4 separate regions of the Homo sapiens genome follow, and regions 2, 3 and 4 are each linked to region 1. The links are chromatin loops, found by intact Hi-C in ENCODE. Cell type or tissue: Caco-2. All regions are shown on one strand. Links, peaks and the distances in the headings refer to the core of each region. The heading gives the core; the rest is flanking DNA. Region 1 overlaps ELMO1 (engulfment and cell motility 1). Region 2 overlaps ELMO1 (engulfment and cell motility 1). Region 3 overlaps ELMO1 (engulfment and cell motility 1). Region 4 overlaps ELMO1 (engulfment and cell motility 1).

Evidence for each region. Peaks named below come from ENCODE experiments on the same cell type or tissue, not always from the same donor. Only the 100,000 strongest peaks of a DNase experiment are listed, where the experiment ranks them.
Region 2: it touches region 1 in a loop (2.6-fold over the local background); 4 of 110 quality-filtered maps call a loop at or near these places.
Region 3: a loop joins it to region 1, with 3.0 times the contacts of the local background. A loop is called at or near these places in 5 of 110 quality-filtered maps.
Region 4: a loop joins it to region 1, with 2.8 times the contacts of the local background. A loop is called at or near these places in 8 of 110 quality-filtered maps.

Annotation. Positions count from the first base shown.
Region 1 is chr7:37,097,294-37,105,841 of GRCh38, reverse strand. The region is part of intron 14 of ELMO1 (engulfment and cell motility 1); the gene reads left to right. Among named protein-coding and RNA genes, the nearest start is that of ELMO1-AS1, 100 kb to the right of the region's middle. In Caco-2, for the core only: no CTCF peak of the experiment used is centred there; DNase peaks (open chromatin) are centred at 4,161 and 4,561.
Region 2 is chr7:37,050,164-37,056,937 of GRCh38, reverse strand. All of the region lies in intron 15 of ELMO1 (engulfment and cell motility 1), which reads left to right. Among named protein-coding and RNA genes, the nearest start is that of ELMO1-AS1, 56 kb to the right of the region's middle. In Caco-2, for the core only: no CTCF peak of the experiment used is centred there; a DNase peak (open chromatin) is centred at 4,087.
Region 3 is chr7:37,027,348-37,035,895 of GRCh38, reverse strand. All of the region lies in intron 15 of ELMO1 (engulfment and cell motility 1), which reads left to right. Among named protein-coding and RNA genes, the nearest start is that of ELMO1-AS1, 34 kb to the right of the region's middle. RefSeq lists enhancers at 3,499-4,168, 3,003-4,202, 8,477-8,548. In Caco-2, for the core only: no CTCF peak of the experiment used is centred there; a DNase peak (open chromatin) is centred at 3,815.
Region 4 is chr7:37,177,969-37,186,516 of GRCh38, reverse strand. All of the region lies in intron 13 of ELMO1 (engulfment and cell motility 1), which reads left to right. Among named protein-coding and RNA genes, the nearest start is that of ELMO1-AS1, 180 kb to the right of the region's middle. In Caco-2, for the core only: a CTCF peak has its summit at 4,349 (motif pointing right); a DNase peak (open chromatin) is centred at 4,356.

The DNA.
Region 1 (8,548 bases), core at 1,663-6,662:
TCTCTCTCTATGGATTTTGACTCTTATTAATGATTTTTTTATTAGTCACAGGAAAAACAAAACAAACCAAAACCAATCAGATTTATTTCTTTTTTGTCTACTTTCATTGCTTTGCATGTCTTTAAAAACAAAAGGTTTGCTAATGATGGAAATTGGGAATGTAGATGTGACAGACCTGTAAGTCAGTGGTTCCCACAGTGTGGTCCAAAACTGGCAGATCTGTGTTAACTGGGAACTTGTTAGAAAGGCAGATTCGTGAGTACACCCCAGAATGTCTGATCATAATTCTGGGGGTGGAGTCCAGCAATCTGCATTTTAATAAGCTTTTAGAGGATTCTAATAGAAGCTCAAGTTAGAGAACTATTGCTTTAAATAAACCTGGAGTAAAGCCTACAGGTGCCCCCTACACCTGTACCCATCCTTGGGGCCAGGAACACACGTACTGGCATAAAAGGGGAGATTTTAGCCTACCTTCTTTGGTGGGGAAGTCAGCTGGGGGATTGCCCCTGATACCTCCTGGCCTTTGAATAGTCAGCAGAGCTTGGCTTCCCTCAGTAATGTTGTGATTACTGTGTAGGCACAAACAGAAGTCATCCTGCTGTTATTTAATCCTTTGCCCTCTTTGTGCTACCTGAGGTGATGCTCAAAGGGAGGGCCTTTCGGCAAAACGTGGCTTTGATTGCTCTGTGTGTTTTGCGCGTCCTGCTTTTGTTGCACTATATCAAAGTGCAGGGAGCATTTCTTTTTGGTTGATTAATGTTCAATTTGAGGTCTATTATGAAGCTCCAGGCTTTAATTACTATACCATTACCCAGTCAATTCCTTGCCATTTTATATTTATGGCCTTTATTATGCCTCTGTATGTGCAATTGCCTAATTTTATTCTGGAAGCATTTCACCTCATTAGCTGGGTTTTATACCATTCCTCTCATTTGTCCAGATTGTTATTTATCTTGGTTCCCTGTGTGCGTTTTCTTTTCTTTTTTTTTTTCCACCAGTCTGACTCATTATATTAATACATTCTTTTTCTCCTTTTCCTGGGATGCATTGTTATTTGGCTCTTGGAAATATCGCTTTAAGTTTTTTGTCCTTTTCCCTGGTCGTCAGTTATACTCACATTCTTAACTTGGTCATTTCCAACCTTCTGAAAGCCCATCTCAGCTGCCTGGCAGCACTGGCCCTGTCCAAAGGCCTGAGGCCTCCGCAGCCTGGACATACCATGGATGGCCGCCTCTCTCTAGGTGACCAATTAAAGCTCAGGGAAGGTGAAGGGATGGAGTTTTTACTTAAGGGCATGCTGGTGAAAGTAACTTTTAAATATTCTCTTAAATCCTTTTCTAACTCTCTCTCCCTCAATCCCCTCATTGTCTCAGAAAACTTCAGGACTTGGTTTACTGACTTATTTTTGTGGGTTCCACCTCAGACCTTCTCAATCAAACCCTAGGGGAGCCTCCCAGCAGCCTGCGTTCAGTATGTTCTCCAGGTGATTCTGACACACATTAAAGTTAGAACCACTTTTCTTTTTTTTTTTTCATTCTGAGAATGCTTTATTTTGCAGTACCATATAATTTTAACACACCAAATATATTTTACAGTAACAATTATATTCTTCACTCAGGCATAAGATCACCTGAGTTTGTGGATGTTTCTCAACAGGTTGTTGTCGTAGCATTTGGACAATGTGATTAGACAACACCCGGGGAGGTGGTCATTTCCAAACTGGAAGTTGTCCAGCATTATTAGGAACGTCTTGACTGGAAGAAAATTATCGAACATTAGTTTGGTCCTTTCTCTGTTCTTTTTTTTTTTTTTTTTTTTTTTTTTTTTTTTTGAGATGGAGTCTCACTCTCTCACCCAGGCTGGAGTGCAGTGGCGCAATCTCGGTTCACTGCAAGCTCCGCCTCGCGGGTTCATGCCATATGCCATTCTCCTGCCTCAGCCTCCCAAGTAGCTGGGACTACAGGTGCCCGCCACCATGCCCGGCTAATATATATATATTTTGTATTCTTAGTAGAGATGGGATTTCACTGTGTTAGCCAGGATGGTTTTGATCTCCTGACCTCATGATCCGCCTGCCTCGGCCTCCCAAAGTGCTGGGATTACAGGCATGAACCACTGCTCCCAGCCTTCTCTGCTCTTTTATTTTTTTTATTTAATATTTTTTATTATACTTTAAGTCTTAGGGTACATGTGCACAACGTGCAGGTTAGTTACATATGTATACATGTGCCACGTTGTGCTGCACCCATTAACTCGTCATTTAACATTAGATAACCTAATGTTAGGTATCATAATGCTATCCCTCCCCCCTCCCCCCACCCCACAACAGGCCTGGGTGTGTGCTGTTCCCCTTCTTATGTCCATATGTTCTTATTGTTCAATTTCCACCTATGAGTGAGAACATGCAGTGTTTGGTTTTTTGTCCTTGCGATAGTTTGCTGAGAATGATGTAGAACCACTTTTCTAAAGAGATGCTAAAAGAACTTGAGGAAACCCATGTAAGTCAGAAATATGATTTCATCCAAGTCCTTACTTTACCAAAAAAAGCAAGATTAATAACTGCTACAGCAACCATGTTTTGTTTTCTGTCGTGCTTTTTCAACAGCTTTTCCCAAGAGCGATAAGAATATTTCAGAAATGCAAATAGTAATACCTTGGAACAAGCGTTTATGTAATTATTATGGTGATAGTAGTATCAGTTGTCTCCATCAAGTGTTTGAGGTGTTTCAGGCACTAAGGAAATCTTTACTTCCATTTTGCTTTCCCATTTAATCTTTACGACCCTTTATGGATAAGTATTCCTTCACTCATTTTCATGGAGAAAACTGAGGTTAAGGGATATGTACAAAGTCACCAAGAAGTAGACTTTGTCTGTTAGAAATAGATCCAGGAAGTTTGTTTCTGTCCAGAGCCACAGTGCTGATCACTCCTTTGTGACCATGTGAAGGCCTTTCCTGCTCAAAGCTTTATTACTGTAATATTTCACCCTTTCTGTTTTCAATAGGAATTGGTAACCAAGAATATGTGCTTTGGGGTTAGGCCATCTAAGCTTCCATGCTGGGTCTGTTTATTTCTGTGCTGTGTGACCTTGGACCAGTGACACATCTCTTTGTCTCTGTTTCTTCATCTGTACAGTGAGATGGCTTAGTATTTTGGCATGTGCTGGTACACGTGTGTGGAATGAGACAATCTGTACAAAGCCCTTCAAAGAAGGCCTGGGAGAGAAATGCTTTCTATAAATGTTAGCTGTTAGCTGTTTGTTGCCTTTTGCTGCCATCTTGATGGCATCCCTAAAGCTTTTTTCTTTTGGGTTTATTTACTTCCAGGTCTCACTTCCTTTCTAGGTAGATCTGGTGAACTAGCAGCCTGTGGTTCTGATCTGTTCCATTTTGTTTGTGTGCTTGGCACACTTTCTATAATTTTAATGTTCTTCTTTCTCTGCTCATTTAAAACCATCCTATTAGGGCTTGGACATGTTTGTTTAATTCTCTGGACTTGATTGAAATTCATGATCACAATTAACTTCTTGTGCAGCCCCCTTGAGGCAGCTCAGGGTTCTTTCTCATGATGGTCTTCAGTTTTCTTGGGACCAATCATCATTAGCATTGGCACCAAGGGAGAATGAAGGAGAAGTGACTCCCGAGTCTCCATAAGAGGAATCAAAACTGGGCTTATTCTTTGACCCTGGGGTAGGTCTGGGTCTTGGGATATGATCTAAGGACTAACACTTCATTCTGGGGAGTTGCCTGATACTATTCCTAAGGGGACATTGACCCTGTGTTGGAATGTGGGGAGATCTCATTGATACTGATAAGGCTTCTTATTTATTTGTTGATTTAGTATGGGAGAAGATCTCCAATGGGTCAGGAAACAGATTTGTGACATTGACAAGGATTCTGAGGACAATTGCCCTATGGTGGCTGGAACGCTTTAGTTTGAGGACTTTATTGCCAGAAACACCATGTCATGCATTGACTTGTTTTCTGCGGTTGTGATAACCTACCTTGTTTTAACCTGAGTGACTCTCTCCTAGGAGAGAGAGCCAGACAGACTCCGTTTTAGTGTCTTCACTCGCAGCCCCCTTTATCCCCCTTAAGAGAATAACCAGTGCAAGCTGACTCCAAGCACATCCAGGAATGCACCTGCTGATAAGATACTGAGGCAGGCTATACCAGCAGCTCCTGGGAATGTGCTCGGTGGAAGGTACCTAAGAGCCCCTGCATTTATCTCTTAGTGATAGTTTAAGCCCCTGCACCTGGAACTGTTTATTTTTTGTAACTGCTTCTATAACCAATTAATTTTTTAACTTTTTGCCTGTTCTGCTTCTGTAAAACTGCTTCAGTTAAACTCCCCCTCCCCTATTTAGACCATAGTATAAAAGAGAATGTAGCCCCTTCTTCGGGGCCAAGAGAATTTTGAGCGCTAGCTGTCTCTCGGTCACCGGCTAATAAAAGACTCCATGATTTGTCTCAAAGTGTGGCGTTTCTCTGTAACTCACTTAGTTACAACAGGGTCCTTGTTCGTTCTTCACACTATTGTCACCCTGCATTCCTGCGGGAGAGCCCTGCTTAAACAGCAGCACATGGGACTTTTTATCTTGCATTCTTGGTGTAAGCAGGTGAGGACCTACTTTTATCTCTCTCTCTGCCTGTCATGCTAAAACAACCAGAAGGCCTCTGGTTTACTTTCATGAGTCCCTAGAAGCCTGTCATCAGAGAGCCAGTCTCACTGCAGTCATGATTTTGGTTTAGCTGCTGGTAAAAGTGTTGTGTGAAATGTTGGCCATGGGCCATGCAGAAACAGGAAGAGAGAGCACAATAAAGAGATAAAAACACGAACTCTCTGAAGGCAGTTTTAGGGACTTTGCCTTTGTTGTGTGAGTTGATATGCACGACAGTCCCATGAATTGGGTTTTATGTAAGGTCTTCGTATCTCACAAAGACATGCAGTGCCTCATGCAAGTTCATCCTAGTTGGCGGCACCTTTGTCCAAGGTCACCACATTATCAGTGCTTCTCATAGCTGCTTTGTGTCCCCTCTCTTTGCAGACAGTACCACCTCACACACACTGTCCTTCGTGTGGCCTGTGGGGAGGCCACTATGCCTCACCTGACCCTAGGTTAAGTCAAAGTGAAATGGAAAAAGGTTCACAGTGGAAGAGAAGCCTCCACAGGTGACAGGGCATGGAAGAAGCCCTCAAGCCCTCAAGGGCTGGCTGCAGGAGGCACAGAATGAATTGGGCTCTCCCCCAAAAGAGAGAGCTTCAACAGAGAGTGGAAGAGAGAGTGTGTCAGAGACAAGCAAGTGAATATAAATCAGCCATGTGATGCTGAGGCAAGGAGGGCAAGAGAGCCAGAGAAGGGATTCATATTTGAGTGAGGGTGGCCTTGGACTCAACACTTCATGGTCATGCCCAAGCCATAAATGTTCCTGATCTACACAATTGGAGAAGAGCGACAAGAAACACAGAGCATTCAGAGGAGAGCCTGGAATTTATGGAAGTAAAGTCTGTGGGGACACTGCAGCAGCTTTGGTCACTCACCATGAGGAATTGTCATCTTCAGGGGATAAATTAGATGACATAGAACCTTATAGCTTTGTCTAGGAGGAACAGGGCTTATAGACAACTTCAAGGAGACAGAAGAAATTGACCAAAGTCCCCTTAGCTTCTTTAGACATGAAACCTACTGATTTTCATGGTAATATGTATGTGAAGCCAATTTGTAAACTATAAGGAGACAGGAAGAGATTTGGTCATTGGAGAGGGATCACCTGAGGTCTGGAGTTCGAGACCCAGCTCGGCCAACATGGTGAAACCCCGTCTCTACTAAAAATACAAAAATTAGTTGGGTGTGGTGGTGGGCTCTTGTAATTCCAGCTACTCAGGAGGCTGAGGCAGGAGAATCGCTTGAGCTTGGCGGGGCGGAGGTTGCAGCGAGCCGAGATTATGCCACTGCACTCCAGCCTGGGCAACAAGAGTGAAACTACATCTCAAAAAAAAAAAAAAAATTGAACTCCAGGACTGACACAGGCTAGCTCTGGGATGCTAGAAAGTCACCTCTGCCTTTTGTTTCAGCATTCTTAAGAGACTAATAATACCTACTTTATTAATGGATGGACTTGTTGGAAATCAATTGATAGAGAATGTATAAATATACTCTGTAAACGATGAAGCATTTTATAAAAATATAACTTCACATTGCACGGATATCCAGTTTTTTTAAATAAAATATGCAGAAAGAGTTTATTTTGGTGTTTGATATATTCTAAGATGAGTGGTAATAGCACCTTTTAGTACTTCATTTTGATTTCTGTTCTAGCATATTTGCTCTTAAAACTGAAGAGTAAGGGGAAAATAAAGATGAAAAATATGCTTTGATATTTCCAAATGGAGCTTTTCAAAATGTCTCCGATGGACATGGTTAATATCAGAATGTTGAAATTGAATGTAGATGTATCAATGTGTTAAATAAAAGCTATTGTCCAGCTTAAGAATTATCTCTCACTATAGTAATATCTAACTAGTAGCATTCATAATTGTAATCTTTTCTACAATATTTTTGTAAGAAGGTTGATCTTAAAAGTTACACAAGTAGCTTTAAATATTTGTGTCTGCCTTGACAACAGAAATCAGTCAAGAAGGCGGCGGGTTTATTTTTCTTTAGGTGGGTAAGTATGATAAGATGGATGGTGCATTAAAAAATAAAGAGCAGGACTTCTCCAAGCTGATTTACATATTGATTACTTAAATTACTACTTAATTTAGTGCCTGCTAATAAACTGTGCCTTGGAAATGTTTCCCAAGCATTTATTGGCTGCAGTAATTCTACCTACAGTGTATGCAGATCACAGCCTCATTAAATATTAATGTGCTCATGAAATGTTAATAGAATGTTAATGTGAAATACAAGGGAATGTGCTCGCTGGAAGCTGGGAGCCGAGGAAAACTACCTGTCTTCTGTCTTCTCTTTATGTTCTGTCTTCTGGCTCTGTTTCTTTTTTTCAGTTCATTTCTCCCATCATTAGGAGCTTCAGATTTGCTCTCTGATCTGGCTGTCTCAGATACAAAATATTTAGAGGGGAGATAAAATTCACTGATTAATGGAACTTATTCTCCCCTCCTGCTTTCTGGAATGGGAATTTCTGGTTAGAATCAGAATGGTTTCCCTGAAAAGGAAAAGGGTGATTCAGGCTGAGTGAAATGAAATTGTCTATGCTTGGGCAGACTGAGTGCATATGTTTTGGGGAGGCCAGCCCACTGCCCAGCTCACCTCAGTGGGCTCTGACCTTCATCTCTATCTGGAATGTTCTTTCTCACATACCTTGACATAGCAAGGTCTTTCTCATCGTTTGATTCTCAATAGTCCGAGAACCTTCCTTGATCACCTGGTTATCTAAACTCCCCTCCCCAAGCATTCCCTGTTACTCTCTGTCACTCAACAAGTTATTTTTTATTTTCATAGCACTTGCGATAAACTGTAACTACCTCTTTTGTTTTTGTGTCCTTCAATTAGAATGAATGCTTAATGAGGTCAGGGCCCTTGTCTATTTTATGGGGCTCAGCCATCTTCCTGGTGGATAACAGGTGCTCAATTAATACTGTTGACTAAGTGAATAAAACACCTGTCCCTGCCACTGAAGAGTTCATATTCTGTGGAGGTGACAAAACAGTGAGTCACTGCACAGCATCATTGTAGATGCTACTGAGAGATGATCATTCAAAGTGGTGTAGCTATTAAGGAAGTCCCAGACAACTCTTACTGGGGATGAGTTTTGGAGAAGAAGCTTTAGACATGGATAAAGTTCCATAACTTGAGAGTTTTGTTATTTTGTTTTGCTTTTGTTTAATCTATGTGTAGAGTAATTCCCTTAGTTGAGAGTGTTAGGAACATCTCAAATTAGCTTAAGAAAAGAGGATAATTTATTAGATGGACAAAAGGATTTTCAGAGGAGGGATTGAGCAACGAAAGGGGAAAGACAGGGAAGTAGTTGTGCTATAGGAACAGGGGGACCAGTAGGAATAGGTGGAACCAGTCTCAAACACTTCTAGGTCTCTTGCTGTCTCTTGTCTCTGTTTTACTTTGCATTTTAGTTTTATTTTCTTTTTTCTGAGGGCCAACATCCAGGTAACTCCTAAGTCCACACTCCAGGGGCACCGTCAGCATAGTTGAGCCAGTATTCATTCATTCTTTCATTCATTCATTTTTTCTTTCTTTCTTTCTTTCTTTTTTTTTCTCTTTCTCTCTTTCTTTCTCTTTTGAGGTGGATTCTCACTCTGTCACTCAGGCTGGAGTGCAGTGGCACTATCTTGGCTCACTGCAACCTCCGCTTCCCGGGTTCAAGTGATTCTCCTGCCTCAGCCTGCCCCCTAGCTGTGATTAAAGGCACCTGCCACCGCACCCAGATAATTTTGTTTTTATTTTTAGTAGAGAGAGTAGTAATTTTAGTAGAGATAGTTTTTATTTTATTTTTAGTATTTTATTCGCCATGTTGGCCAGGCTGGTCTCCAACTCCTGACCTCCAATGATCCGCCCGCCTCGGCCTCCCGC
Region 2 (6,774 bases), core at 1,775-6,774, 49 kb after region 1:
GAAATAGATACTATCTTCATTTCCATTTGACAGATGAGAGAACCTATTCAGAGGTGCAGTAACTGGCCCAAGATGCCCCAGCTGAAAGTGGACCAAATCAGAGCTGGAACTCAGGACTCTGACCACCAAATCCCCCAGTGGGCTCCCCTGTTCTTGCCCTGAGTATGTCATTGTATTTCTCCCCCTGCCCTCCCCACCATCACATGCACACTCACACAAGGATGAAATAGGCTGTTTGGATGATAGACGTTTCCATCTGTTGGTGCCAGGGCACCTTTCCTCTAAGCGTTCAAAGGGATCCTGCCCTTGGTGCCTTTCAGCCTGCTTTTCAAGTCAAATCTGTTTGCTTGGAAACAACCAGAGGAAGACTATGCTTCTTTAATTTTCCATGTCATCCTTTTCCTCTTCAAAAACTGATGGATTAAATAAACTCAGTTTGTGGTAGGGATATCCTGTCCTCTTTTCTGACAGTCACCGACACTGCATCCTAATGGAGCATGATCTGGTTTAAGCTTGTTCCTGGGAGCTCTGCTTTGTCTAAGCCAAGAGGTTGCAGTAGGAATTCTAAAGGATGGTGCTCCAAGAATTATTTATCTCGTTGTGAACTGACATGTGAAAAGCTGACCCTGCCTGGTGCCCCTGTCAAGAAAGTCACTTAAAAGAAACTGCAACTGTTGTTGCTTTTTAATCACTGCATTTCTTCCCTCTTGGGTACACAACCTTGTAAAGAACTGGCTAGGGATCTATAGTCAATAAAAATAGCTTGTGTTTATAAATCACCTTTTCCCCAAAGTGTGAGAACGACTCAACAAATTTTACTAGAACTAAAATCTTCTTGAAATATTATTGAGGAAAGCTGGACCACTGTAAATTGTAAATTCTTTCTGGGTAGGATTCTGCCTTTACATTTCTCTTGTTCTTCTTAAAGCACCAAATGTTTCTGAATGTCTTGTGATTAATTGGTTCCTAATTAAAGTTAAGTTGAATGCTAAATCTTAATGAATTATATGGAATAAAACATGAAAATTTAGGGCTGCCCTTACAGCCGAGACTACAGATAGGACAATCTCCCTTAGAAAGATTGTGGCTGCCCACTGTACCTGGATGGTGTAACTCCAGGGTGCGTGGCTGACAGGGACAGTGAGGATGATGGTGCCCACTAGAATTGGCACCACTCAACTGGATGCAGTGGTCCAGTTGTGGGTACTGCAGGACCCAAGGCTTAACACAGATGTGGTGAGCATGTGTGTTGCCTAGAAGCCTTTTACCCTCAGAATTCAGGGAGACAAAATAAAACGAATGAGAGATTTCCACCCGCAGGAGGGCTGGAGCTAACATCCTCTTGAACATTGACTCACAAGCTGATTGGGGCAGATCCTGCAAAAAGTGACCACATTTCATTGGCTCTTGGGAGGATATTTGGGCAGGTGAATGTGGAAGGGGTTAGGTAGCTTGACTGCTACAACTTTGATTCTAGATTTACACACATACTTGAAAGTCTGAAGTTTGCATAATTATGGACCCAGGAGTCTTTGTTTGTCTCCTGCTGTAGTCTTAATTGCCAAAAGATGAAGCATTTGAGGTTCACAAAGGGAAATCAGCCTGCCCAAATCCACAGGACTCCTAAGTTGTTAGAGATGGCATTCACCCAAATCTTTAAAGCGTATGTTCTTCACTGTATATTCTGTTGCTTCTAGTCTGGACAGTGTCTTTTCTATAGATGCCTCAGCTCTTTGTTTCTTGTTGTCATTTCTGTATCTGCATCCACTGGTCACAGAAGCCATGTGCACACATTCATTTTAATGTCCAGTGTTTATGTTGCAGGATGAGTCACAACCGCTTTTTGACATGGCTGAAGGGAGACGTGGATGTAGTGGGAAAGCTAAATGATAAGCTTTTTAGAAATGTGTTCCCTGGGTGATGGAATATGCTCAGTGCTATTGTTTTTAAGCAGTAGCATTCCTGCTAGGACAAGAAATGCAATACATATGCTAATATGTTCATGAATGGTTGGAAAGATGTTTGAATCAAAGAAGCTTGTCTGTTTCACATTTACAGCCAATGGAAAATGAAATTTTTATAACAGGTTTTCAATGAAGTTGGGAGAGGTGCCAGAAACTGGAGATTGCTACATAGTAGTGCCTTCCTCTGAATTACTGTAGGCATGCATGCTATCTACAAGGGGTTGGATAAAATGGCTGCCAGCTTTTTTGAAACCCAAAGATTCTCTAAAATACTACATGAAATAGACAGATCTCTCATATACATTGAGTGTAGTATGAATAAACAGAAGTTTTTAAATTTACCTTGAATTGTGATTATACAAAATGATAAAAATTTTCACATTTTTCTCAAGATTTCCTTAAAATATTTAATGAAACATTAGTACATTTCACCTATTATTACTAACCCCAAAGCAAAATGGCCCCTTGAAACTGTATTTCTTTATGATAGATAACACACACTACCTTCTTCCTTGCAGTGCCGTTCTTATGCTCATAACCAATCTCCCATTCTTCCAAGATCTTTGAAAATACAGGCCATGTCTTATGCATCTTCTTGGTAGGCTGTTAGTTAGTGTATGCTAAGGGGCTGAGGGTGAATGTCATCATTATCACAGTCTTTAAAAGTAGATTCTGAAACTTGCCACTGACATTTTTAAATGGATTTTGGAAAAGACTAGGTTTTGATGATTAAAAGAGAAAGTAACAAATACTGGGAGCCATTTTAGGTATACTAAATTTAATTTCTACCAAAAATAAATTTTTTATGTCATAAATATTAAATTACACAGGTATCCTAAATATAGTGTATCTTGGATTTAGCTTAAGGACATGTTTACAGATTTCTGAGAATCATTTCCCTGGAGGAAGCATGAGTCTACCCTTAGCTGCGTATTTTTTAAAGATTTGAATCCATAATCTGAATAAAGGAATGCAAACTATACATTCAGACTTTTTAGGATACCCCAAACCAAGAGGAGTATTTATTTCATAATTAAAGATTTTTTAATGTTCTAGTAGACTGAAACCATGGGACAAATATCAAGATTTGTTTAATTTGATATAATTCTGTAGACTTATATCAAATAAAACATATCAAATTCTATAGACTTAATCAATTGCACATTGCATACATGTAGAACTGAGGAGACTTTGATCAATAACCCGAGGAGAAAGGACTTAAGCATTTTTGTTGACAACCCTGTCAATCTAAGCCATGGTAAATGACTGCTAAGTAAAACCAGTGCAGTATCCGGCTACACTCACAAAAATATAGTTTCCAGATCCAAGGAGGGAGTTAATAGTCCCGTGATAAATATACTTGCCTCAGATAATATCTGGAATATTAGGAATCATTCTGGGGCACAAGAACACATCCAGAAGAAGGTAATGATGTCTGGAAGCAACAGTCGATGAAATGGGGTATGATTAGCCTTGAGTAGGGAAGTTTAAGAGGAAACACATGAACTCTCTTCAAGTATTTCAATAATCATCAAGTGAAAAGATATTTGACTTACTGCATATAACTCTAGAAGATAAATCAGGACCAATGTTTGGAATTGTTAGGAAACCAGACAATAGTCTTTTGTTGTTGTTGTTTTCTGTGTGTGTGTGTGTGTGTGTGTGTGTGTGTGTGTGTGTGTGTGTGTTTTAACAAATGAAAATGCCCTGCAAAGTTGTGGGGCACTTCTCTTGTGTAACCAAAATTACATGGCAGTCTTTCATGGACATTGCTATGATTCAAGTTAGAGTTTCCTTTTTGTCTTTTGATTTTTGGCCATGTGCATATGTACTAACTTCTCACAAAATAAATAACCTAAAGACTTTTTTAAATGTGTTTTGTCCATGTCTGGAAATGAATGCAGGTTCTTAGAGGAATAATCTGACAAAAGTACTTTCAGGGATATAAAAGCAGAGAACTGGATTCTTTCTGCCTGACACCCACCCAACCCCAAGACATCTGCTGAACATTCTGTAAATCACAGACACTGCTATCAGGCTTTCTTTATGGAAGAGACAGATTGCATCATTAGGGAGCCTCAGACAAACACGACCTGGGGGGTTGGTGCTCTCCTTGGTGCTGAACGGAGGCTGGGCCTTTGGGCTTCCTCCCAGGCTAAGGTTGGCCCTAACCTTATCCCTACCCTGCAGCAATTCAGGTTGCACCTCTTGCCTGTTTATCTGATAATTCTGCTGCCTTTGCTAATTCCAGCTGGTACCGTGACTACTTTGATTCCCCATTCAGTGACCTCTCTCTCAAGAAAGATGAGTTATGCAAGAGGTTTGAGATTTGGATAAGGAGCTGTGTGGCAGGTGAAACATCACATTCATAGGTCTATATTGACTTATTAAACAGTTGCGTCTTCTATAACTTCCAGAGTCGTCCCATGGTATACATTCATTGAATCTTAGTAGACTTAGATATGAAGGCAAATATTGGATATGGTGGGTTGCAGCCTGAGAAAGAGGGCCTTAAGGGTTCGATGAGAGCTCTGATAGAATAAATACAAAAATTGGAATTTTTAAATGTTTTTTATTTCTCTAATACATACAAAGCACTGTTCTTGATGGCTGGAGATAGCAGTTCTTTAAACTAACATGGCTTTGCATGAAATGAAATAGCTTTGAGTAAATGTCACCAAATGACAACAGGAATAACTTGACAACAAAAGCAGAGATCGGATGAACTTGGCCTGTCTGGAGTAGGCAGTCATATTCTCCTGATAAGAGGAGAACACTGCTGGGCTAGCAGGGAAAGGTGCTTCTGCCCTTCTGTGGGGTTTCAACAGACAGAAATTCACTGGTGTGAGCATTGCTTCCCAAGAGCCCAGGCAACTGGGATTGAGCGAAGTGAAAGCATCTTGGAGATCTCAGAATTAAAAGGAAGAAAAAGAGATGCTAAAGGAAATGAAAAACATGGATCATAAGGGAATGAAAGGTCTGAGAACCTCTGCTGTTTAATGACCTCTGCCCTACAGAGGGCAGCTTTCTTTGAATCCCATGAACAAATATGACAAAAAAAGTCTTCTGACCTGAGCCTCTGGTTTATCTAATTGTCCTAGAGAGAAGGATACAGCAGGCTCCCAAGAAGAAGCCACATTTGGGGCAGAGCAGCTCTGCACCTTTCACATATTTGCAGATTAGCTTTTATAAAAACCTGCACAGAAGACAAACCATTTAAGTTTCATAAATTATATAGCCAGATTTTAATAGCAAAATTCCTTGAGGAAAGGATTCATTTAAAGTAGCTAACTAGTTGTAATTTATAGAACAGTGTTACACCCAATTATGTAGTTAGTAAATGCTTTCCACAGTTCATGTGAGTTTGGTAGAAAGAGAGACAAAAAAAAAAACACCTTTAAGTATAAGGGTAAATAAAAACAAAGTTTCAGGAAACATAGCAAGTGAAACATTTAATCCTCAGAATTCATCAGGTGAGATTCTGTGATTAATATTTCACAGAAAGAACTTGGAAAGTGAAATAATTCATACTGTCTCATAATTTAAGCCAGTCTTTTAATATCTGGTCAAACTCAGGTTAAGATTTATTAGTCTTACAAAAATTATCCAAATTAGGAAGAGTCACTAAAGAAGCAGCCCATTTATTGAATAGTTTAAAACCTTTTTATCCTGAGTAAAATATTCTTCAGAGCTAAAGTGACCCAGTGTACATTTGCAAAGCTCTTATTATCATCTCACCCAACATGCATAAGAGGCCAAGTAGACACGGTTCATTTTTTATCACTTCTCATTTCTTCTAGCACTGCAGTTCTTTCCAAAGTTTTGATGCTACTTATATCTATTCTGAACAAAAACAATATCCAGTCATTTGTTTCACAGAATGGCTCAGATCAATTACTATGCATTTACCCAAAAAGGAAGGAAGCTGAACACGTCAAAGAAAGAATTCTTATGGGAAATACCATAGTTTATGACAGGGCATCCTGTCTGAAGCCCTTAGAATAAACCATGATGCCTTCCATATTTGTTATCTTCTGTGGTTAAATTGTCTCCTTGGATGGTCATTAGCCTTGGTTGGAGCAGACTAAATATTAGGAACAAATGTTTGACATGTCTTTCACTGAAGTGCAGATAAGGTTGTGATTAAAAAAAAAAAAACCTTTGAACTTGGCTTCTACATCTATCAAATAGGGTTTTTTTTTTTGGTAATTGTATGTATTTAAGGTGTACCACATGATGTTTTGAAATACATATACATAGTGAAATGATTTCTACAGTCAAGCCAGTTTGGCTTATTTCACATAGTTACCTTTTGTGTGTGTGTGTGTGTGTGTGTGTGTGTGTGTGTGTGTGTGTGTGTGTGTTCAGAGCACCTAAAATCTACTCTCTTAGCAAATTTCCAGCATACAATACAATACTATTGACAGTAGTCTCCATGCTGTTTTTTAGGTCCCCAGATTTGCGTGCACTCCCTTGCAGAGTTGTTGTAAGGCTTGTGCACCATAGCAGGGGAATGGCTAATTCTTGGTTTTCTTTCAAGGCTATGATTTGCACTATTAAGAAATAGAACTGGGGGCCAGGCATGGTGGCTCACGCCTATAATCCCAGCACTTTGGGAGGCCAAGGAATCCCAGTACTTGGGGAGGCCAAGGTGGGCGGATTACCTGAGCTCAGGAGTTCAAGATCAGCCTGGAAAACATGGCAAAACCCCATCTCTACTAGAAATATGAAAAATTAGCTGTGTGTGGTGGTGTGTTGTCCCAGCTACTTGGGAGGTTGGGGCACCAGAATTGCTTGAGCCTGGGAGGCG
Region 3 (8,548 bases), core at 1,818-6,817, 70 kb after region 1:
GTTTCATAGCCATCTCCTTTTGGTGTTGCAGTGAGCTCAAATGTTGCAAGTATCTGCTTAACACACCATGTGATGGTAATCATCTCCAGATAAAGTTTTCTCTCTGGTAAATTGTGTATTACAGTGAAAAATGATCTCTCATAGTTCTCTTTTATTTCTCATCAAGTTTAGTGTAATCCTTTAAGCCTTGAATAACATCATGGACCCATAGGAAGTACCACTAATCATGCTGGAAGTGCTTCCAAGAAGCAAAGTCATGATATTATAAGAAAAAGTTGAATTGCTTGATATGTACCAAATATTGAGGTCTGCAGCTGCAGTTGCCTGACATTTCAAGCTAGATTAATCCAGCATAAGGACCATTGTAAAAAAGAAAAGGAAATTCAGGAAGCTGTTTCTGCAGTTATGCAGCAGGTACAAAAATCTTTCACTTTTTATGAAATACGTTTTAATCTCATACTGAAAATGCAGCTTTTGTGTGGGTGCAGAATTGCTATTAGAAAAGCATAGCTATAGACTTGAATATGATCCAACCAAAAAAGAAGTCATTCTGTGACAACTTAAAGCAAAAGGAAGGTGAAAGATCAAAATCTGGAGAATTTAATGCCAGCAAAGGATGGTTGGATAATTTTAGAAAGAGATTTATCTTTAAAATTGTCTAGCTAATAGGAGAAATAGCTTCTGCCAACAAGAGGAAGCAGATGAGTTCCAAACCGCCATTAAGAAAATCATTAATGGGAAAGGATATCTGCCTGAACAGGTTTTTAATGAAGACAAAAGTGCCCTATCATGGGGGAATGGAAAATGCCACCAAGGAATCTATTGGAAAGGAAGAGAAGCAAGCACCAGGATTTAAGGCTGGAAGGACTAGGTTAACTCTACTGGTTCTGGGCAAATGCATTTGGGTTTATGATCAGGGCTGCCTTTATCTATAAAGCTGCTCACTTCCAACCCCTGAAGGAAGGAGATAAACACCAGCTTCCAGTCTTCTTGTTGTACAAGAAGGAGCTCTGGACAAAAAGAACACTTTTTCTGGATTGGTCCCATGGATATTTGTCCCTGAAGTCAGGAAGTACCTTGCCAGTAAGGGACTGCCTTTTAAAGTTCTTTCCATATTGGACAATGCCCCTGCCACCCAGAACCCCATAAGTTCAAAATCAAAGAAACTGAAACAGTCTACTTGCCCCCAAACAACATCCCTAATTCAGCTTCTAGATCAGGGAGTCATAAGGACCAGTAAGGCTTTTATCTGGTTTACTTTATTGTAATAATACAATATATAATACATATAACATGCAAAATATGTATTAATCAACTGTTTTTGCTATCTGATAGGCATCTAGCCAACAGTAGGATATTAGTAAAGTTTTGGGGGAGTCAAAAGTTACACATAGATTTTTGACTGTGCAAAGGGTTGGTTCCCCTAACTTCCATGTTGTTCATAGGTCAACTGTACCACAGACTGAGTGGTTTAAACAACATAATTTTTTAAAAAAATCATGATTACAGAGGCCAGAGTCTGAGATCAAGGCATTGGTTTGTTCCTGGGGCCTGTCTCCTTGGCTTGTAGATGACCATATTCTCGTGTGTCTTCAAATGGGCCTCCCTCTGTTCATGTCTGTATTGTAATATCCTCTTCTTATAAGGGCACCAGTCCTATTGGATTAGAGCCCACCCTGTTGTCATTTTAACTTCACTCTTTAGAGACCATTTCTCCAGACACAGTCACATTCTGAGGTACTGGGGTTAGGACTTCAACATAGGAATTTGAGGGTGGAAGGTCACAATTTAACTCATGTTATTACACATTTTTTTCCCTCTGATCTCTCAACTGTGTGAAGTTGTGAGGAATTAGAAGTAATTCATCTCCTAAACGTATATCTGATTTGTACATGGGAATACAATGTAAGTAAGTCCACTAATGCTCTAATTTTTTTTTGGCACAGCACTGTCTCTCTTATCTTAAACCTAATTGAGAGAGTTACTAGCTAACTGTTCGCTTCCTCCCTTTATCTTCTGTTGTCTTTATTCCGCACCCCTGAAGATTCTGAACCACCCACTCCCTTCTGCCTCGGGCAATGAATAGTCTTTCTCTTAGTTTCCTCCACATCTCTTCGCAGTTCTTTAGGGATCAATTCTGATGATCTTAGTCTCCAGTATTCATGTCCCTGATCTCACATCATGGGACAGATTTGCCTTGCAATTTCTTTTCCAAATTCTGTATTCTTATCAGAAACATCTGTCATCAAAACACTGCATTTGCCTCATTTCATCAGATATTCAGTGTACCGGGACCCTTGTAGCCCTACTCCCTGGGAAGGGACATTCAGGCCTTGACATTGGAATGCTGGCTTGCTGGAAAGTTATAATCCAGTGTCTGTTTGGTGTATTTTTTTTTTTTTTAACACTAAACACATGGCCTAGACATTGGTTTTGCTTCATTTTCGCTCAACATTTATGATAATAAAGCTTTGTTTTCATAGATCACTTATCTCCTGAAAAATTCACACTGCCGTGAACACGATCCAGCCTTGCAGTGTGTCTCGGAGGTAAGTAGGTGGCAAGTATTTTTATCCCCTTTTATTAAAGCATAGGCAGAGCTCACTGCACAAGGATCCCCTGGAAGGGGGAACAATTTGGACTTAGCCCGTCTGCGCTCCTCCTGCTCCGTTTATTTGGGTACCATAAACCCACCCAGAACTGCACACAGAAGTGTCTCCTTTGCAGGCAGACGTATATGCATGCATTTCAATGGCTTCCAGGAGACAGCGATTATGGAATGTGGAGTCTGAATGTAAATGGAATTTGAGATGAGCCTGACTAGTAAATTATTCTGAAGGAAAAACACATTCAGAAATATGATTTTATCGCTTCTCGGCGTTTTGGCTAAGATGAAGTGTAGAAGTATGATTTAGATTCCACCCATCCTTAGGTGCAATTCAAATGCCAGTTTCTCTAAAAAATAAAGCCAACTCTTCCCCTGGACTCTCCAGACACTTGACCTGTCCTTACTTTGTGGTGTATAACTCACTGCACTTTATCTTGTTGCTCTCCTGGTCAGAGTCTATGCCTGATCCATCTCTGTGGATAAGTACTCAGAAATGTTTTCTGAAGTGGAATGAAAGGAACTAACCTCTGTTGTTTGTAACTGGCACAGAACCCAACAGTTTCTGCCAGTGACAGGTCATGAGCATCTTGAGGCATCCAGAAGATTGTCGTGGTTGGATTGTCCTCTCACTTTGCTTCATGCTCACTGCTTGACCACTGATTATTTTGGAGAATGTCTCTCTCCTTGGCCAAGGCTTTGGGTATTATAACCAAGAGAGGATGATCTAACCAGCCATTTTATCAACAGCGGCTCTGAGAGCCCAGCGTTGGGTGCCAGCCCTGCAGAGGGACATTGCGAAGTATCTTTATGTCCTTCGAGCATCCCTCCTTTCCATCAACTGGCAGGGTGGAGCAATAGCATCCAGTTACTGACCTTCCAGGAATAATGTGAGCATTGGATGTATTAGGCCTCCAAAGTATATCTGTGCTGCTCTGATGAAAGGTGCTTTAAGTAGGGTTGCTTGTTAAAAATAAGTAGTGCCAATTCTCAGGCTGCCCCCTGTGTTTTCCTTTCCCTTGCTCCCTTAGATGTTTTTCAAAGGTGCCAATAAAGCCTGCAAAACATGGGTAATGAAAAGGAAGGGAGAGCAAGTTCTTTTTGTCATAAGCGTGAACTGTGAGTCATCTCTTCTGAGTCACCGTGAACATACAAAGGAAGCCAATCAGTAGGGGTGCACTCTAATAGGATGTTTCTCCAATGACTCACGCAGGCCTGGAATGAGGAGCAGCCTGAATCAAGCCAAACAAGTATATTTTTAAATCTGGAAGGGCGCGCTTCCTGGTGCAATATGATGATCAGTCCTACACACTTACATGCTTATTTTAGCCCAGGCACTGAAATGTGTGGGCATGGTCTCCACGGAGCCTTCTCCTGTGGTCATGTTTTGTTTTGCCAGTGGGGAAGGATGTTTAATGATTAACTGTCACTATCAAGAATATAATATTTCAGTGCAATATTTCAATGTGAGGAGAAGAATAATTTTTGAATGTGGTGACTTCAAGAACTCGGCTCCATTGGGTAAGGCCTGCTTCACGTGTAAACATGCATTCCACAAACATTTTTTGAGGCCCTAAGTACTGAATATATAAAGACAGAGAAGGCGTAGTCCTAAGCCTCAAGGGTATTAGAATTTCCACAAGGAGACAAAAAAGCAAACAGAGCATTGGAAAAGTGGCAGAGGGTCAGATGGAGACACTTAGAAGGCTCAGCCTATAGAGAATGGGCGTAAAAGAATCCCCTGGAAGTGGGAACAACTGCTCTGGATTCTGAAAGACCTGCAGGAGTTACCACTGAGGAGCGAATTGAGATGAGGAAGGGTGATTAAGGCAGAGGGAAAAGCATGTATTAAGTCTAAAAGTCTTCCAAACAGTTTATGTTTTTCATTATTGTCTTATTTTCTCAAAATTTTGCAAATGCAAAATTTTCTTCTTTTCCCTTGGCAAATGCATTCTGGAAACATTTTTTCAAGCTGACCCAGAAACCATCTCATTCAGGGCGAGTCAGGGTCCGTGTTGTGAAGAGGCGTTACTTTATCTGAAGGATTTTAAGCAGAGGCTATACATGTGGCTATAGTTAGGTTTTGATGAGCTCCTCATGGAAGACAGTGAGGGAAATGGATCTGTCCCGAGACTGGGAGACCATTGTAGCCTTTTGTCTTAATCCGGAAGAGCAGTGATGAGCACCTGAACCAAGGTCAGTGGCAGTGGGAAAGGAAAGGAGTAAATATAATATATTTGTGAGATGGTGATTGAGAGAAGAGTCAACTGAGCAAAAATAGCTGAGATGGAGAACCTAGTAAGTTTGGATAAGCCATAAAGAATAGGAGTTATGTTTTGTCAATTTTGACTTTGAGGTGGCTAAGAGATGTGGCTAAGATGGGCGTGTCCAATAAGGAGTTGTCTGGAGCTCAGGAAACTATCTTGGTTCAAAATAGAGATTTGGCATCTATGAATGTAGAAGCTACAGGACCAGATTAGTCCTCCTAGTGCAGGAGTGAAGAGTGAGAAGAAAAGAATGGTGAGAAAAGAACTTTGGGCAGAAGGAAAACGAACAAAAACAAAAAACAAATCTATGAAGGAGACGAGAAAGAGCAAGGAGATTGGGAAGAAGAACAATTATCCAGGTATCTCTTCTCCAGTATTAGTGAGCTGATGCTTTTTTCCCCTGTGAGGTAGTAATGACTATCAAATAATTTTGAAGCCATTCATAAGGAATCCACAAGAGTATATACACACTCGATAGAATGTCTTTCTTACTAAGAACCATGTTGTCATATTGGGTATCTTATTGTACGTTATATTAACCATATAAGATATCCTGGGTCACTGCTATGTGTTGTAGAATAGTAAAAATGCTCTCTTGTTTTAGAGAATTGGCAAGTGTTTATAAAATGAAAGTTTCAGAATGCATTTGTCAGGGGAGAGGAAAAAAAAACAGTTTCAAGTATTAGTAACAAAATTGAATGACTAAGAAATGAAATAAAATATCTGTGAGGAATAGGAACAAAAATGCCTGAGAGTATCAACTTGCATTTCACATAGGAGGAAGTTCTGAACAATTTCATCAGTATTTTTCTTCCTTTAAAAGCATCTTATGTTTAGTCTCATCCTTAGGTTTTCATTAAGTTGTTTTCTTATCTAAAATGGTCTCTCCTTAGTGAAGATTTTTAAAAAGAGAGAGAGAGAAAGATGGCCGCCAAGAAGCTGGAGAGGAAAGTAGCCCTCACTGAATTTGGTTTAGGGCAAATTCTCCTGGAGGCAATGTCTGTGATTGGATTATAGCCACCTGAAAAGACTTGCAGGGATCTTATAGAACCTTCGGGGGTTGATTATCATTATAAGTCAGTAAGACTGAAGAAAAAAAGTAGCAGACATCGAGTATTACGAATAACTTAGGAGGAAACTAAGGTTTTAAAAAAGATCTTCACCCATTAATTTAAGACTCTAATTCTTCACAAACATACATTTCTAAGGCAGAATCTATACATGCCTCCATCCCAGTGGCCCAGGAATAAAAAAAGAATGTTTTATTCGTAGGAATACCAATTAGCTTACGATGCTGTGGAGAATGAAAAAGTAGACTCCTTATACCAATAACAAGAGTTTAAGCCTAATTTTATTAGGGCATTTTTATGGTGCAAATAATTTTTATTAACTGCAAAACCAGATTCCCTTCCAGGATGTCTGTATGTTCAATACATTCTGAGAGCACACCCTAGTGAGTATGCTGTGTTATACTCAAATTTATTTCCCAAAATACCACCAAAACACTAACATCTGTTGTGTTTGGTTGTTTTGGTTTGGTTTTGAGGCTCTTTCTGTGAAATAAAGAAATCCAGTACTTACATAATCTTCATAATCGCCGTGATTTTTTTTTTTTAAAGAAATCAGTGTGCATGGAATTGTTTGTAATGATTCAAACTGATATAATTTGGCTACTTACTGATGAGAGATTCTAAAACCTGAGACACCTGGGGTAATCTTTGATATGTATGTGATCAGTCAGGATCAAAGAGGCCTGTGGTCTTTTTATGTGAACTGTGGGCAAATTCACATCTCCTACTGCATAATGGCAGCAATTATGTATTTATTTAGCTTCTGGGCCAAGGAGACCTCTGAGTACACTGGTTGTGCACAGATCTGGTTAAGATCACAACCTCTGAAAGCTGCTTGCCTCCTGCACGTACGTCTGGCTCTGCCTCTCTCTGGCTGTGTGACTCGGGCAAGTCACTTAGCCTCTCTGTGACTCATTTTTCTCACCTATGAAATGGAAATAAGACCCAAACCTGTCTTATGGGGAGTTCATAGGAGAACTACATAATTTGATAATTGTAAAACACTGAGAACAGTGGCTGTTATATATTAAGCACTATATAAATGCATGGCAAGAAATAAATTGGTCTGATTAGCTTGATTTTCTTAATCTTTCAGGATATTAGCCTTTTATTAAAGGAAATGGATTTGGTGTCTTGTTTACTAAAATCAGAATGTACAGCCTGGGCAACACAGCAAGACCTTTTCTGTACAAAAAATAAAGAATCGGCTAGGTGTAGTGGCACATGCTTATAGTCCTAGGTACTTGGGAGGCTGAGGCGGGACGGTCGCTTGAGCCCAGGAGTTAAAGGATGCAGTGAGCTGTGATCATGCCACTGCTGTCCATCCTAGCAAGACCATAAGACTTTCTCTCAAATAATTTTTTTTTAAAGAGCAGGATTTATAAAACCAATAAACAAATAAGTAGTCCTTGAAATGAAAAGTCTGTGAATTGTCTACTTTTCTCCCCAGTAATATTAAAACAATAAAATTTCTATGGGAATACATGTCTGCCATGGATAAATTGGAAAATTCTGTGCTGTTTTATCAACTGTAAGGATTGCATGTCCAAAAAATTATGATAGTTGGCAAGATCAAGTCTCCATAAAAATGGTAGGTCGGAGGAAAAAAGAAGTGGAATCAACTGTTTTTAAAAATCACGGCAAATAAGCTTTCTAGAAAGTATTAACTTTCTGCCTTAAAAATTGTCCATGAAAGGAAATACTTCTCCAGTGAGCAGCAAAATACCGGGAATTCTGTACCCAAACTGGTGTTAAACCCTGGCTCTCCCTCTTGTTAGTTCTGTGAGTCTGGGCAAGATCCTTTACTCCTCTGTGCCTCTGTTTTCTCATCTGTACAATGGGGATGATAATAGCTGCACTAACTTTGTGGAACTGTTATGAAGATTAAATGAGAAAATACTTGTTAAAAAAAAAAAAGACAGTTCTCGTAGTATGGTCATTGCAATATTCTAAGATAAACAACTCACCTTTCTAGGCTGCTCTCTTAATTTGCTGAAGCAGATTCCCCCAAGTGTCATGTTACTCAGATTATGTCCTTTTCAAGTTTTCCAGCCAGCTGTTACTGGTTTGATATTTAATGCCTTATCCTTTAGCATTCCTTTTTTTTTTTGGTAAATCTCAGTTAAGTGCCTGTGTGGAGCTTGACCTTTTCCTAAATTGTTATCACAGTGCTGGAGGATATGCTTCTTGGGGTCTGGGGTTGTGTTCATGTGCTAAGAGCGCCTCTCTGTGTTCCACTCACAACCTTTCCCACACGAGCTTGGGTAGCAAAGAGCTATGGTCCTTGCCACCCTCACTTGTTTAAGGGACTGAACCAAACAGTAAATAGGCAAAAATATTAAAATATTTAACTCTATTTTTGTTTACTAGTATACATCTCTATCCTTTCGAATCTCACATTAGCAAAAGCATGACTATCAATGGATCATTCCCTTAATATCCCCTGCGTCTCCCTTAAATGCCTTTGTCCAGGATTAACACATAGTTGACAATGTTATGCAGTCCTTGAGGTGATATGTTTATCATGACAGAGGCTGAGATGAGCACTAAGCCCAGTACCCCTGCTCAAAGTAGGTTCCTGTAAATGGGGCAGGTGGTGCATGGTA
Region 4 (8,548 bases), core at 1,382-6,381, 81 kb before region 1:
TCTTGAGAGTGTCTTTTGAAGCGTGAAAGTTTTTAAATTTGATTTTTATTTTGATATATATCTAGTTTGTTTTTTATTTTTATTGCTTATGCCTTTGGTGTCATAACTAAGAAATCATTGTTCAATTCCAGGTCATGAAGATGTATACCTACATTTTCTTCTAATAGTTTTATAATTTTCACCCTTATATTTAGTTCTTTGATCCATTTTGAGTTAATTGTGTATGGCATAAGGAAGGGGTCCAACTTCATTTTTGCATGTGGATATCTAGTTTTCCTAGCATTATTTGCTGAAAACTGTTCTCTCTTCATTGAATTTTCTTGACACTTTTGTCAAAAATCAATTGACTATAAATGTGAAGGCTTATTTCTGGATTCTTAATCCTGTTCCATTGCTATATGTTTATTCTTATGTCAAGTCCACGCTGTCTTGATTATGGAAACTTTGTAGTAAGTTTTGAAATCAGAAAGTGTGTGTCCTCCAAATTTGTTAGTTTTCAAGATTATTTTGGCTATGGAGGGTGTCTTGAATTTCCACATGAATTTCAGGATTGTCTTGTTGATTTCTACGCAGAAGTCAGCGGAGTTACTGATAGGGATTGTATTGAATCTGTAGATCAATTTAGGAGGAGCATTGCCATCCCAGCTTAACAAGATAAAGCCTTCTAATTCATGAACATGGGATACCCATTGATTTATTTAGGTCATCTTTAATTTCTTTCTACAGTGTTGTGTAGCAGTTTTCAGAATATAAATTTTGTACTTTATCTTTTAAATTTATTCCTATTTCATTCTTTTGTATGCTATTATAAGTAGACCTATATAAATGATCCCTAAGAAGAGTACTTCAAATTTTCTGGATCAAAAATCTTGTCTGGCTTGAGCCATGTAACCATGTTGGCACAATCAGTCACATCTAGGGTTATGTGGTCCTTCCACGTTATATATATGGTATGTATATATATACAGTGCTGTTTCTCCAACAAAAGCTTGAATCTAGGGTGATCTGAGTGGGTTTACCATGCCCACTACAAGCCCCTGCCCAGAAAGTGGACCTTTGTTTGGAACTCAGTTATCACATAAATACTCATTTATTATTTTTTCAGGACTATTCATTTACTTTATGAAAATTAAAATACAATGTTATTTTTAACAAGTAGTAAATGGAAAGAATGAGTAATATTAAAGCTTTCATTTCTATAAATGATACTACTTAGACCTCCCTATTAAATATTCTGGGCTCAGTATCAAATTCTATTGTAATATCTTTGAAAAGCATAGAAGCAGTTTCTAATTTAAAACTCTAGCTAGCTGCTGCTCTGCTAAGAATAAAGATTGACCACAAATTCAACTTAATCTGTCGATCCTTTGCATTTAGGCTATCATATTTGATTCAGAATAACTCCGCTCTTTAAGACAGTTTTTAATGACGTGATGAGAGAGGAAATGCAAAATATTTTACATTAGCCTATACTCTATTTGTCCGTCTAGTTATAATAGACAGACTCATTATAAATTATGACTTCCTATTTCATAGATATGAAGATTAGTCAAATATGTAGAACAAGAGAAAAAAGGATAGCAATGAAGTAATTCGTGATGGACTTTTTTTTTTCTTTTGAGACGGGGTCTCACTTTTTGTCCCAGCTGGCGTGCAGTGGCATGATCATGGCTTACTGCAGACTCACCTTCCTGGGGTCAAGTGATCCTCCCACCTCAGCCTCCTGAGTAACATGCCACCACACCAGGGCTAATTTTTGTCTTTTTTGGGGGGTAGAGATGGGGTTTTGCTATATTACCCAGGCCAATCTCAAACTCCCAGGCTCAAGTGATCTGCCCACCTCTGCCTTCCAAAGTGCTAGGATTATAGGTGTGAGCCATCATGCCATGACGGACTTCATAAACATAGTAAAAGGTTTCAGCCAAAGCAGTTTGATTTAAATGGATGTTTTAATCCTTGGCTTGCAATAATTTTATCCTCTGGAAAGTATGGCTTTTCAGTCAACGTATTCACTTTTGGCCTTGACCGTGTAGAGCAATTACAGGAGCCCATATCAACAAGTGTCTTCAGTTGTTGCATTAGTGCCTGGAGCCAGAACACAAAGGTAGCCAGAGAGGGTGCCCCTAAACCGTGTCTCCCCACATCTCTGACTCTGAACCACACATGCATGGAGCCTACTCAAAGCAACCTAGCTATGGACAGAAGATCTCACTAAGACCAGACTTGTAGCCCTGGAAACAGTTTGCAGTTTGTGCACAGACAAGAGAACTATCTGCTAAAACAAAGGAAGCAACACTCATTGGAGAAAAAACAGAATCCAGAATCTTCACCACCTAACATTCATAATATCTGGAAAAGAATCCAAAATTCCCAGATCATGGAGAATGAGGACAAAAGAAAATCAACTCCAGCTCTCAGATGAACCAGATGTTGAAACTAACAGACAAAAGGTTCAAAACGACTGTGATAACTATCCCCAATGAGAAAAACAAACCATGTTTTCAATGAATGAGAATCTTAGCAGAGAAATTAGAGGTGTTGGTAGAGAAATGGAAAACAGTAGGAAGCAACCAAATGGAAATTCTAGAAACAAAAAATAAAATTTCTGAAGTTGTATGTAACAATATATAATAGATCTTTTATAAATGTAAGCTATTATTATTATATAAGGGTAAAGATAAGGTATTTTGCCTTTATTTTATTATACGTTTACCAGTGAAATCGAAGCAGATAGGACAATTCTATCCACCTTTTCATCTTCTAAACCTTATTCTCTTTGGCCTTGAGAAAAAAAAAGTCTGGAATATACTTAGTGAAGTGAGAAAGTTGAGGGAGGTGGGGGACATAGACTATGGCCCTTCCCTCTTTCCTGCTACTTCTGTCCTGCTGTGAGCACATCTGTGCTGTTGTGCTTTATAGAGAAAATTCCAGTTTACCTCCCTATTTCTCTCTCTCTCTTCTGGGTCCTGAGTAACAGGAGGTCAGCTTTTCTAGGCCTTTCTTATCTCTTCCCCTGATAAAAGTTGGATTCATGTGTAGTGCACGAACAAATAAAGCTTTGGGGCTCTGGTTCCCTCCTCTTCTCCCCCTGCCTCTTCCTCCTCATTGTCACATCCTTATTGTAAATACTTTAGGGGCAGTGTATAAAAAATGGCACTAATTACTGAAACAATGTTATTTACCACATACACTGGCAGAATGTTTACTATGTTTCTTTACAGCCGGGGTTTATTTTTGTTTGATGTATTTAGTTGCTGTGAAAATGAACGTGTTGCTCACTCTCGATAGACCTGTTCTTCCTCCTCCTTCCTCCTTCTCCTTCTGTGCCAGATCGTCCTCCTCTTCAGCAGCTTCTCTTCCTTCATTAGGCCTTCTGGGCAGTTTTTAGGATGTCTGCTCCTAAACTATTTCCATTTAAAATTGTTCTAGTGTATCAACACACCAATCACTTTGACTCCATGCAAGCTGGTCTCTGCATTTCAAACCTAGCTTCCGTGTGTTAGTCCTTTTTGACATTTTTATAGGGTTTCTCCAGGAAAAAAAAGAAGAGCATAGCAAAGGTATGAGCCATCCTTATGGAGTGCCAGCCTAGAGGGAAAGAGGAACTAAACATTGTTTGTATACTTACCACCTATGAGGGCCCCTCCACCATGTTTGACACACTCTTCTTGCAGCTAACTGGTGAAATAGATGTTTTGTCCCTGGTTTTATATCTAAAAATACTATACTGAGGTTAAGTAACCTGCCCAGAGTCTCACACGGGGTAAGAAGGGACACCAGAATTCAGTGATAATTGTATCATTCCCAAGCCTCTTGGCTTTTTAAATTTATTTACTCTAAACCATACTGCACCTCTCTAAGTAAAAGGTTAAGAGAACTCAGGAATGCAAATGAAAAAGCGCTTGTCAAGGGAGAGAGAAGAGAGAGAGGAGGGGGAGGGAGAGAGAGAGAGAAAGAGAGAAAGAAGGAGAGCGAGACCGATCGTGCCATTGCACTCCAGCGTGGGCAACCAAGCGAGACTCCGTCTCAAAAAAAAAAAAAAAAAAAAAAAAAAGTAGAGCACAAGAGCACTCATGATCTTCCTATGTTGTCATTTTTAGCCTTTTTCCACCTTATATGTGCTGAGAGCTGTTCTGCTGCCATTTTCTCTCCCTGCCTCAAGAGCACATTTAAGTGCAAGTGAATGGGGTGGGATTGTGATTGTTACACTGAGTGATTGCTTAGAATCTGCCCTACCGTATCTGCCGGTGTATAAAACTCTACCGATGTTACCAAACTCTGAGAGGATGTGAAGCTCTAGTTTTCACTGTGCTGAGCTGATTACCTCATGTCGTCACCAGGGGGCAGCACCTTCCCATGCCTTTGGACTTAGGAGCCTCGGGGCGGTGGGAAGCCCACACCAAACCCCATGCCTTAGCTGGTCACCTCTTACCTTCCAAGCCTGATCCAAGTTTGGGCAAAACGGATGTAAATGTGTTTTTAATTTTTTTTTTCTTATTTGAGAGGGGGGCAATTGGAGGGAGGAAATACAGCTTATATGTTGGCATACACATTTGAAATATTTGGTACTTTCTAAGCAGGAGTTTTATGTGTATTCTGTGTTCTTTTCTCTACTGAGAAAATAACTATTTCCTTTGCTAGGGATGCAGTAATCAGCAATGCCTGTTGCAACCATAAGTTACACCATATTTTCTCAAAGAAACATGGTAGTAATCAGAGGCCATTGTTCAAAGTACTGACTTTAGTCAGCTGACCTGCAATCAAACCTCAGTTTAGGCACTTACTAGCTGTGTGACCCTGGGCAAAATACTTAACCTCTCTGAGCATCACATACTCATCTGTGATATGAGGACTGCAATACATTCCTGCTTTCTTTTTTTGACAAATATTTATTGAGAATTTCTTTACTTGTGGAATGTGGTATTATGTCCTGTGTTTAATGGTCTTTATATGTATCTCCCAGTTCAGTTTCATATAAATTGGCCTCTTGTTTCTGTAACTAGGATTGCATTTCTGTCAAAAGTCTTGGCTTATACAAGGACGCTCAAAGGCCATCCAATCTGCAAATACAAGACAGAGCTGCCTCAGGAAATGCCCGATGATTTAATTAAAATGTGAAGAGTAGCCCACAGAGAGGGCAGGTGTGGTGTAACCCCACCCTGCAGGGATGAGGCGGGCATCCTCCTTCTCGGTGACTTAGCCTGGAGTACTACCTTGGAGTAGTTTCAGAGACGGTTCTCAGGACAAAAAGTTGACCCCTGTTTTAGGGAGGCTGCCTTGTGGCCACTGGGCATGCTGATGGTTTGCCATCTAACACTTTATGCCTCTCACTTGTCCCCATTTTGAGTCCAGGCAACTGTGACCCCTGGAATTATGGAGAGTCTCTTGGGACTGTCGTTATTATTTTTATTCTTACTGAGGTAAAATTCACATAACATAAAATTAAGCATGTTAAAGTAGACATTTCATTTAGTACATTTATAATATTGCACAATCACCCACTATCTAGTTCCAAAAATCATTTTTTTGAGTTTCTATTTTGATATGATTTTAACCTAGGAAAAAAATTACAAGAATTGTACAAGGAACTCTGCATAACCTTCCACCAGATATATTCACTGTTGATGTTTTGCCTCATTTCCTCCCTGGTGTTTGCTTTCTCTCTTTCTCTGTTTGCGTGTGCATGTGTGTGTGTGTGTGTGTGCGCATATGTGTGTGCATATGTGCATATGTGTGTGTGTATATATACATATTTTTCCCCAAAAAAACACTTTAGAGCATGCTGGAGACATTGTGTCCCTTTAGCACTAAATACTTAGTAGGTACGTATTTGCTAATATGGCCCTATTGTACAATTATAAAAACCTGAAAATGTAACATTCATACAATTCTATTGTCTAATCCACAGTCATGACTCAAAATTCATCAAATTTCCTTTACACTTATTCTTTCCTAGACGAGGATGCAGTCCTCCATCCTGTGCGGATTTAGCTGTCTTTCTTTTTGCTCTCCTTTGATCTGGAATAGTGCTTTGCCTTTCTGTGTGTTCTTTGACCTTGACATTTCTAGGAGAATACAGACCATGGTTTTGTGCATCATCTCTCTCAATTTGGATTTGGCTAATGCTTTTCATGATTAGATTCAAGTTCTTATATATCATCTCCCTCCCAAGGGAAAATGGGTCCTGATTTCCACATGCTAAACTTAGGAGCATTGATTATCCTATTACCCCTACAAAAACCAGTGATGGCACGGAGACGGCATTTTTCAGCCTTACATTGTAAAGCTGTCCCAATTCTGTGGGCTATAGTGATATGAGGGTCAGTTTCCTGAAGACCATGGAAAATCTGCTGCTATTCCTTTAGTTTCGGGCATCATAGAATGGGAGGTTTATGGCTTCAAGACTGGAAGATGGTGATGCAGAAGCACATTGTGCAGCCCTTTGGGTTAAAAATCATTCTTTCATATTGTGTGGCAAAATGGAATTTGCTTTATGTTCATTCACTTGTCAGATGCTGAGTGAGAAAATGACAATTTACAATGTAAATTCTTAAGATAATTAAGTCAGTCTTCTATGGCATGGTGAAAAATTCCCCAGGCTGCCTACTGGGCTCCTGCACACTTTGCCTAGAAGGATGAATTCTTCTCTTTACCTCGCTGTGTAACTTCCCTCTGCCAAGCAAAAGCACCTCGCTACCTTGAGAATAAATTGACAATCTCAATTTTGATATGTTGCTGATTTCTTTTGTGTACATGATTATTAATGTACAGCTTATCTTAGCAGCAGATCCAAGGAAGTGATTCTTTCTTTCTACTGTTTCCATGTAGCCAGCCTTGCCCAAGTCTTTGTTCCTCTTTCCCCATTCACATGTATTTGATAATTCAGCTTTTCCTAAAATATTTTGCCTTTTGTTTTTAAAGTTGAAAGAGCTATATGCAAGGCCGGGCTCGGTGGCTCACGCCTGTAATCCCAGCACTTTGGGAGGCCGAGGCAGGCGGATCACAAGGTCAGGAGGTCGAGACCAGCCTGGGCAACATAGTGAAATCCTGTCTCTACTAAAAATACAAAAAATTAGCCGGTCGTGGTGGCGGGCCCCTGTAATCACAGATACTCGGGAGGCTGAGGTGGGAGAATCACTTGAACCCTGGAGGCGGAGGTTGCAGTGAGCCAAGATCGCGCCAGTGCACTCCAGCCTGGGTGACAGTGTGAGACTCCGTCTCAAAAAAAAAAAAAAAAGAGCTATATGCAAACATTCAGATTAAATTTGGATTACTTTTAAGCCACATGAACAAAATTCCCCTCGCCAGTCTGTTCCCTCTAAGAAAAAAATTATCTGTTGCCTTTTTTTCTTAAGCTATCTATTTGGAAATAATTTGGGGTTGACTGAACTGTCGCAGCCATAGTACAGAGTGTTACCCTGTTCCCTTTACCTAGCTTCCGGCAATGCTAATATCATACACATTATGTCTTACACAAAGTATATTTATCAAAACCAAATATTAACAGTGTGTGATCCTGTTAACCAAACAGCAGAGTGTTTTAGGATTTCACCAGGTTTTTCCCTGATGTCCTTTTCTTTCCTCAGATCCCAGGTAGCATTTAGTTATAGTCTCATTCAACCTGCGACAGCTTCTCAGTCTTTCCTTATTTTTAATGGCCTTGATATTTCCTAGCAAGTCTGGTCATGTGTTTTGTAGACTGTTCTTCAGTTTGGGTTTGTCTCATATTTCTCATGATTAGACTGGGGTTATAGGTTTTTGGAGAGAAACTTACAGAGGCAAGGTGCCTTGCCACCTCGTATGAGGAGGTACGTCTCTCCTGACTTTTACAATTTTTATTCTCTACTATTGTGTGGTTTTAAATATCTTTCTATGGTGCTAATACTGTTTTTTTTCTAATTAAAAAAATTTTTTTGAGACAGGGTCTGGCTTTGTTGCCCAGGCTGGAGTGCAGTGGTGTGATCTCAGCTTACTGCAACCTCTGCCTCCTGGGCTCAGGCGATCCTCCCACCTCAGCCTCCTGAGTAGCTGGGACTACAGGCGCCACCATGCCTGGCTAATTTTTTCTTTTTTTTTTTTTTTGAAGAGATGGGGAATTGTAGCTCCCATGACTCCCGTGTGTTGTGGGAACAACTCAGTGGGAGATAATTGAATCATGGGGGCAGTTTCTCCCATGCTATTCTCGTGGTAGTGAATAAGTCTTACAAGATCTGATGGTTTTGTAAGACGTTTCCCCTTTGCTTGGTTCTTATTCTCTCCTTGCCTGTTGTAGTGTAAGACATGCCTTTGACCTTCCGCCATGATTGTGAGGCCTCCCCAGCCACGTGGCACTGTGAGTCCATTAAACCTCTTTTTCTTTATGAATTACCCAGTCTCGGGTATGTCTTTATCAGCAGCATGAAAACGGACTAACATACTGCTAATCCCTCCCAGAAACACACTCACAGACACACCGAGATAATGCTTCACCAGCTATCTGGGTGTTCCTTGGCCCAGGCAAGTTGACATGTACAATTAACCATCACAGGAAGTTCCCCAGTGCCTAACT